2 separate regions of the Homo sapiens genome follow, and region 2 is linked to region 1. Evidence: read pairs that join two places in POLR2A ChIA-PET (ENCODE). Cell type or tissue: OCI-LY7. All regions are shown on one strand. Links, peaks and the distances in the headings refer to the core of each region. The heading gives the core; the rest is flanking DNA.

Evidence for each region. Peaks named below come from ENCODE experiments on the same cell type or tissue, not always from the same donor. Only the 100,000 strongest peaks of a DNase experiment are listed, where the experiment ranks them.
Region 2: POLR2A ChIA-PET joins it to region 1 with 7 read pairs; 2 of 35 experiments call an interaction of 5 or more read pairs at or near these places.

Annotation. Positions count from the first base shown.
Region 1 is chrX:107,438,420-107,442,858 of GRCh38, forward strand. No RefSeq gene overlaps it. Among named protein-coding and RNA genes, the nearest start is that of FRMPD3, 9.0 kb to the right of the region's middle. RefSeq lists an enhancer at 4,388-4,439. In OCI-LY7, for the core only: no CTCF peak of the experiment used is centred there; a DNase peak (open chromatin) is centred at 1,942; H3K4me3 peaks cover 1,135 bases; H3K27ac peaks cover 1,479 bases.
Region 2 is chrX:107,594,312-107,598,750 of GRCh38, forward strand. It overlaps FRMPD3 (FERM and PDZ domain containing 3), which reads left to right. Exons shown (of 15, transcript NM_001388459.1): 14 at 3,010-3,831. Among named protein-coding and RNA genes, the nearest start is that of PRPS1, 32 kb to the right of the region's middle. In OCI-LY7, for the core only: no CTCF peak of the experiment used is centred there; no DNase peak of the experiment used is centred there.

The DNA.
Region 1 (4,439 bases), core at 168-4,167:
TGTCACAATGTCACTTCCTCGGAGAAGCATTTCTTGACTATTTAATCCAAAGTAACTTCCCCCATCACCGCTCTGTTTTCTTCATAGCACTTATCACTATCTGAAAATATTCATTCAATTGTTGAATACAGTTTGTCTCTCCCTCTCCTCTAAAATACAAGACCCCTGAGAGCAGTAACCTTGTCTGTTCTGTTTACTATTTCCTCCTCAGTGCCTAACAGCATCACAGGGTTGAGGAATTTAAAGGATTGTTTTTTAAAAAAATTTCTGGTAAAATATACATAACAGCTGTACCATTTAACCTTCCCACCAGCAGTATATGTGAGGGTTCCAATTTCTTCACACTCTAGCCAACACTTGTTATTTTCTGTTTTTGTTTTTGTTTTTGTTTTTTTCATAATAGCCACCTTAATGGGTGCGAAGTGGTACATTGTGTGGTTTTGACTTGCATTTCTCTAATGATCAGTGATGTTGAACATCTTTTCATGTGCTCATTGCCCATTTATATATCTTCTTTGGAGAAATATCTATTAAAATCCCTTCCCCGTTTTTTAATTGAGTTGCTTTTTTTGTTGTTGAGTTGTAAAAGTTCTTTATATATTCTGAATATCAATTCTTTATCAGGCATATGATTTGCAAATATTTTCTCCCATTCCATGGGCTGCCTTTTCACTGTGAATAGTGTCCTTTGATACACAAAAGTTTTTAATTTTGATGACGTTAGGATTTTTTTTAAGGGTTAATAGTTGGAGAAGGGGTTGGACTCAGCATGAAGTTTGAGGTGAGAAGGCTGATATTCAAAGGAGGACAGTACAGCAACAAGCCTGAAAAGGATGCCATGAACAGGAATCCTTGATAATCCAAGGATGGCATAAGGCCTCTGGAAACCCTAGGTAAGAAAGGGCAAAAGATGGGAGAATTATGATACAGAGCATTTGCTGAGACCTCACTAGGTACCAAGTATTGTGCTAAGCCCAACACATCTGCTATTTCATTTAATTCTCTTAGCAATTCTGTGAGGTATTATTTTAGCCCTAATTTGTAGATGAGGAAACTGAGGCACAGAGCGATTAAGCAACTTGCCCAGTGTCACAAAGCTATATGTCAGAGTCTAGATTTGAACTAAGGTAGTCTGGCTCCAGATTCTGTGCTGTCATCCATTGGCCTGTAATGCTTCTGTACTAGATAAGTAAAGGCGATTTGAGCAGGGTGTGGGGCATATTGTAGTTGTTAAGACTATGATGAAGAGATAAGCTGCAGGTAGTAGGTTGAAAACATGCCTTGAGGGCATAGAGAAGGTAGTCAAAGGGTAGCCCTTGTTTATATACTTGCTCTGCAAAGGCAGTTTTGTCAGGGCAGAATAGAGAGGTGATGAAATTCACAGGCTTTGGCAACAGAGAGACCTGGGCTTGAATCCCAACTCTGCCACTTACCAGTAGGACCCTTAGGCAAGTTTTGCTTCTCTGTGCCTCAGTTTCCTCATCTACAATTGAGGATAAAAACACTTCATAGAGTTGTTTAGATCTTTGATGTAACCTGTGGGGCATGATCCCTTCCTTGCACCTGATAAAGGCTCAGTAAATATCAGCTCTTTTTCCTCAACCAAACAATGATGCAGCCCCTCCTCCAGCTAGAACATCCCCATCTTCCGATTAAAGAGAAAATTTTCCAGGCCAGGCTGAAGTAGTTGTACTTGAATACCTTAATGGGCCATCAAGGCCCATGAGTGAACATGTAACTGAAAGTGATCCCTCCCAGAACAGAGAAAGGTTCTTCCTTCCCTAAGGACACATTCCCACCAGACTCCTTTAAGACCCAGGAAACGCATTTCTGTCTATCTTAGAACAACCATTTTGTCCCAGCTTCTGGCTACGCAGGGTTAAGAAACTCCTAGCTTCTTGCTAGGCTATATATATATTTGTAAATTATAAAAAGGACATTTACATGCCTGTTTTTAGTGAAGTTTACTCTCAGGGAACAGGAAGTGAAAATGAGGGCTGTCTGCCTCAATAGCAGACACTGAGCAAACAGAAGAGGGAGGGTCGTATGAAAGACAAATTTCTTCAACTTCCCAGTTTTTTTTTTTTTTTGGCTGCCTCTAGATTTATTAATTTCAGAGAAACTGAAGAGGGTCCAGGGAAGAACCATCAAAATGATTAATAAAAGGAAGAAGCTACTGAGTGATGCTAGGAGCTTCCAGTGAAGGACAAGAAAAGGGGATGGGGAGGAGGAGGCCCTGAAGGCTGAAAGCAAAGCACCCACCAGAGACTGCAGAGCTGCGGGGATCTGTGGGAGGAGGGGCAGTTAGCCAGGGCCCAGGTACCTTCATTGAGCACCCCACCATGGGCCCAGCACTGGGCCAGGCATTCTGGGAGATCAAAAGAGGCCTAAGGCTTGGCCTGTGCCCACAAAGGTAGAGAGACAGGGCTATACCCACAAAAGGACAAAGTACAATCCAAGCCAAGAAAGTAAGCGCTGTGACAAGGAACTCACTCGCTGCTATGTGCCAAATGACCGGTGCAGTGAGAAGTGTTCAGTATTCCTAGGAGGAAGGGATCTTCTCAGGTGGTGGGGCTGGAGCCTAAGGGGAGGGACACAATGTGGCTAGGCAGAGAGGGTGGAAAGCAACATAGGTCTGGGAAACGGTAAGACCAAAATACAGGAGGTAGGGTATGGGCAAGGAAGAAGGAGGAGCCATACCTGGCTGGGGTGAGCAGTTCTCTGAAGGGAGTAGTGAGAGATGGACACTAGCAGAAGAATGTGGATTTTCTGCTGCAGGTATTGGGCAGTCACTGAGGCTCCTGAGCAGGAGAATGTCATGGTACCAGTTGTGCTTTGGCAAGATCAATCTGTCTAGGCATGGTGGACTGGAAGTGGAGGTGGGGAGACCAGGCCTAAGACTACAGTCACTAAGAAAACACCTGCAGCTGTAGCCATTGAAAATGTGCCCAAGTGCTGACAGGGGCCAGGTCTCAGATGACAAAGCTGGCTGGGGCCCAATGATCTCTCCAAAAGGTGCAGTCTGGACTCCATACTCTGAGACCACAGCCTCAGTTCCCTCAAGCCCACCCAGCCCGAGGAGCTGGTCATCATTCGCAGCACATCTCAGCAAACTTAGGCCCATACCAAGGACAGATTTCTGGGCAGATGATATCTTTGTTATAAATAGAGAATTTGACTCCAGGTGGGAAATTCAATTTGTGGAAGCAGTTGAAATCTTCTGAAATCAAGATCTGATTTCCTGAGCAAAGGTCCTTGGGTCTTAATGAACAAGAGAAAGAGATAAGGAAAAGAAGACACTATAATTAGGCATTCCCCCTAAATGGGAGGCTTCTTGGATAACCAGGGACCTGCCTGCAGTGCCTTAACGAATGCTTCCCATTTCTGAACCATGGCTTTTGAGGCAAAGAATGACATTAAATATCGATGCAGCACTTAGGAATGGTTGCAAAGTGCTTTTCTGCTCTTGTTATTCATTAGCCATCCCTATCTCCCACCCGCTCTCCTCTCCCTCTCTTTCCCTCTCACCAACCCTGCCATGAGCCTGGCAAAGTTTATGCAGGTTGAAAAGATGAGAACTTGCAGACAGAAAGGTTAATCAATTGATTCCAGGTCAAACACAGGAAGTTACTGACAGTCCAGTGGTGAGAATATTCTTGTCAGGCCTTTCTGGAATTTATTGCTTTAGCCCACCGAGACATATAAAACCACACCTGTTTTTCCTTTCAAAGCTGATTTTTTTTTCTTCCCTGTCTGGTGAAAGGCAGCCAGAGAAACAGAAGATGGGGTCTAGGAAAGACAGAATGAAGAAAAGAGAAATTGATGACAGACAGAAAAAGAGAACGGGAGAAGCCAGCTGATCTCTTCCAGGCCTGGTATTTCTGAGCCCCTTACTCTGCTCAGGTGGAGTAGGCATGGAAAAGAGTGAAGAGCACTTGATCAAAAAATCAGTTGCTTCTTACCTGTGGGATTTTTGAACAGTCATTTAGTCAATCTAAGCCTCAACTTCCTTATCTATAAAATGGGAATTATAGCTGCCCTACCTCTCAGTGTTATTGTGAAGATCAAATTAAACTGTAAAACTTGGTGTACCTATAAGGGATTATCTTGGTGAACCAGGAAAGGCCACCATACCCTCAAACTCCTCAGCTTTCTGCCTCCAAGTCAAACATCCCCACTACCAATCATGCCTTTAGAGAGAGATATTGAGATAGGTTTGGACAAAATGTAAACTGTTCAGAGGTTAACTCATTGGTCCATTACCATTCACTAGCACATTAGCAAAAATTCATTTATCAAATTGGTGGCGACCCCCAGGGCCTTTGGATGGATTTTTAACACCCTTTCTTCCTCAGTCTTTCAAGGGACATTTGTCTCTACATGGTAATTTTTGTTTGTTTGTTTGTTTTTCTCCAAAAGCTCCAGGAGCATCCTTCTTT
Region 2 (4,439 bases), core at 344-4,343, 160 kb after region 1:
CAATTCGACTTCCTCTTTACCAGTTTGGATGCCCTTTATTTATTTCTCTTGTCTGATTACTCTGGCTCTTTTAGTTATTTTTAAAAGTACAATTAAGTTATTATTGACGGTAGTCACCCTATTGCGTTATCAAATAGTAGGTCTTATTCATTCTTTCTACTTAGTTTGCTCTTGTTTTTCTGGTTTCTTAAGGTAGAAGTGGAAGTTTATGGTAATTCATATGAAATCTTTCCTCTTTTTTAACGTAGGCACTTTCAGCTACAGATTTCCCCTTTAAGAACTATTTTAGGCCGGGCGCGGTGGCTCACGCCTATAATCCCAGCACTCTGGGAGGCTGAGGTAGGCAGATTACTTGAGGTCAGGAGTTCGAGACCAGCCTGACCAACATGGTGAAACCCCATCTCTACTAAACATACAAAATTAACCAGACATGGTGGCACATGCTTATAATCCCAGCTACTTGGGAGGCTGAGGCAGGAGAATCGCTTGAACCCGGGAGGTGGAGGTTGCAGTGAGCTGAGTTCGTGCCATTGCACTCCACCCTGGGCAATAAGAGCAAAACTCCATCTCAAAAAATAAATTAATAAAAAATTTAAAAAAACGACTTTAGCTAGATCCCATAAATTTTGGTATGTGGTATTTTCATTTTTATTCATCTCAAAGTATTTTCTAATTTCTCTTGTGATTTTTTTCCTTGACAGCCTGGTTATTTAAGAGTGTTTTGGCTGGGCACGGTTGCTCATGCCTGTAATCCCAGCATTTTGGGAGGCTGAGGCAGGCAGATCACTTGAGGCCAGGATTTTGAGACCAGCCTGGCCAACATGGTGAAACCTCATGTCTACCAAAAATACAAAAATTAGCTGGGCGTGGTGGCAGGTGTCTGTAATCCCAGCTACTTGGGAGGCTGAGGCGGGAGGATCACTTCAGCCCAGGAGGTGAAGGTTGCAGTGAGCCAAGATTGCACCACTACACTCCAACCTAGGTGACAGAGCAAGACCCTGTATCAAAAAAAAAAAAAAGTGTTTTGTTTGATTTCTACTTGTGAATTTCCCAGACTCCCTTCTGTTACTGATTTCTAATTTAATTATGTTGTGCTCAGAAAATATATTTTGTATGATTTTATTCCTTTTAAATCTAGTAAGGCTTATTTTATATCCTAACATACGGTTTATTCACAACAGTGTTCCATATGCACTTAAGAATAATGTATATTCTGCTGCTGTTAAGTAGATGGTTCTATAGATTTCGGTTAGGTCTAGTTTGATTTATAGTATTGTTCAGGTCCTCTGTTTCCTTGTTGATATTCTGCTTAGTTGTTTTATCCATTATTGAAAGTGGAGTATTGGCCGGGTGCGGTGGGTCACGCCTGTAATCCCTGCATTTGGGAGGCCAGGGCAGGTGGATCACTTGAGGTCAGGAGTTTGAGACCAGCCTGGCCAACATGGTGAAACCCCGCCTCTACCAAAAACACAAAAAATTAGTCGGGCGTGGTGGCAGGCGCCTGTAATCCTGGCTACTCGGGAGGCTGAGGCAGGAGAATCACTTGAACCCAGGAGGCAGAGGCTGCAGTGAGCCGAGGTCGCACCACTGGACTCTAGCCCAGGCAACGGAGTGAGACTCCGTCTCAAAAAAAAAAAAAAAGAAAAGAAAAGAAAAGAAAGAAAGTAGAGTATTGAAGTCTCCTACTACTGTTGTTGAATTGTGTATTTTTCCCTTCAATTCTGTCAGTTTTTTCTTCCTGTATTTGGGAGTTTTGTTGTTAGGTGCCAGTGCTGTACTTTTGTCATAGATGTAATCTCTAGTGAAAGGCAACACTGGCATATTGACTCTGTCAAACTGGAGTTTGAGTGGCATTTTGAAGGCTTGTTTTCCAGCATCTTGACCACCATGATGAGTTATAAGGGTAATGGCTAAAAACATGGGTTTTGAAGTCTTTCAGACCTAGGCGGAAATCCAGTCTACCACTTGGTCTATGTAACCTTAGGTGAGTCAGTTTCTTTATCCTTAAAATGTGAATAATGATAATAACTACCTCATTGGGTTGTTATGAAGAATAAGTAGGATCATGTATATTAGGACCTTAGCCTAAGTTAGTGCTTGTTTGTTATCTGTCTGTCTGCTGTCCGAGTATATTCTCACAGATAAAATGGGGAAGAGCTCCAAAAACAGTGAGAGAAGGTATTCACAGATAAAGCATTTGCTATAGATAATTCTCAGATGCACACACCTACCATCATTAAGAGCGGTTGACGAGAGCATTTGCCATATGTATGTGTAGCAGGTAGGGCTGGCCCTGCATGAATGCAGAAAAGAATAAAATTTGAAGAATTATAAGAATGCTTCCCCTGCCCTCCTCCCACATATGCACATCCCAGCATATCTCCCATATACTTTACACATTCAGACCCCGGAATTCTAATATAGAGCCTTATTCTTTTAGGATCCCTCCATCAACAGGCCTCTTTGAAATGCAAACTCTTCGGCATTATATGTAGCCTGTTTAACAGGTTCTGACTAAAGCATTAGTAACTTGTCAGATTTATTTCCTTCTGCTAGAAGAGATTCAAGATAACAAGAACAACAGAGCACTGGTGGAAAAGCTCTGAAAAGGGGTGGGGACAGGGGTAGGAACAGTTCCAAGTGGGACATACGTTTACAGCTGACTTTCAGATAGAGGGTATCCATGTAAGAGTCCAGCTGTGCCCAGATACCAGGCCCTAAACCAGGGTGTTCACCCCGACCCCTACCATACCCCATGCCTTTTCCCATTTCAGAGGTGATGGGGCTATTAGCAGCTCAGGTTATTAGACTCTATTCACTCTACTTTCAGGGTCAGCAGTAACATAGCTCATCAACTTCCCTACCTCTAATCTTTGGCAGCCAGGTAATGCTTTGTCTTGGGACCTGCCACTTGATTGTGCTACAGAGACATGGGCCAGAGACAACAAGGGAGCTCATTCACAATCCTTGGCACCAGGGCTCATCTGTTGATTCTCTTTCTGGGTTTAGATTACATGCACAGCGCCCACCGCCCTGTCACTGGGGGCCACCTGGGGAAAAAGGAGAGTAGTTATGTGGGCAGCGTGGGCACCAGCCCCAGGAAATCGAGCCGCTGCACGCCCCCACCTGCCGACTCTGAGCTTGTCAGCTTCTGCTACCTCCATATGCGGGAACAAAGGAAGGAGCAGGAAAGCCGGACAGATGTCAACGAGAACCTAATCTTCTTTGAGGAGACCAGGCCCCGAACCAAGTCTGACCCCACATCCAAAAGCTCTGGCCAAGGTTATGAGGTAGTCCCTGATGACTTTGATGCAGCTAGCCTAGACCACGAGCCTTGTGCCAGCAGGGCCCGGTCCTACACCTTGGACAATTCCCTTGGGGCTGAAGCCCTGAATTTCTACTGTGACTCTTGCAAAGCCAAACTTCAGGAGCAGCTGGGCCCTCGCAAAGGTGGGAAGCCTGGCTCCTCTCGTGACAATATAGTAGATTTGATGTCCCTCCCACCACCTGGGAGTGAGGAGGAGGAGGAGGAGGAAGATGAGACAACTTCTCTGTTGCCAGCCATTGCTGCCCCACCCCCTGGTTTCCGAGACAACAGCTCTGATGAGGATGACCCCAAGCGCCGGGCTGTCCAGAGCCAGGAACAAGGACGCCACCTGCGTGGGCTTCTGTACGATGAGATTCCAGTGACATTGATTGACAGTGTGCAGACCCGGACAGTTCGAGATCATGCCCAGGAGCTAGATGATGCCCTGGTGTCCACTCTGCAGGCTCTAGAAGCCCTGGCTGCATCCGAGGATGGACCACACCCACCACCCCCACAGACTGCAGGTAATGACCGATTCCTTCTCCCTCTTTCCACCCCCTTCTCTTGTCCAACAAGGGCCAGTAGGTAACATTGTGTCTTCCCAAATAGGTGTCAGAGTCACTGAGGTATGTCAGGGCAGTGGATGTACCAAAGGTTCTTTAGATAGGGTCAGAGGAGCAATGATGTTACAGCAGGGAGCAGCTGCTCAGCTCTAGCTAGAGTTCTGGCTCTCGTCATTGCATCTCTTTGGAAATGCCTTACAGATAGATCCCAGGGATTGGGGTCATGACAGCTATGGATGCAGGCCAGGATAGAGGATCAGAGAAAAACTGTGAGAGATGTAGAAGACAGGTGAAGAACAGAACATCCAGCATGCACATGATTGAAAGAAAAGGAAAACGACCAACTCACTACCTAGTGACCTGGGACCAGGGGAGCCAAGGGCCATCACTGCTCATGGCTGAGGTCTTTATCCTGCCTAAGAACATGGGCTCTGAATCAGATGCACCGAAGTCCTGGTTTCTTCAATCATTGTCAGTGTAACCTTTGGCAAGGCACTTACTCTCTCTGAACCTCATTCCATCATCTTAAATGGGTTTTATAAAAGTAGTTCTATCACATGGGGTTGTCA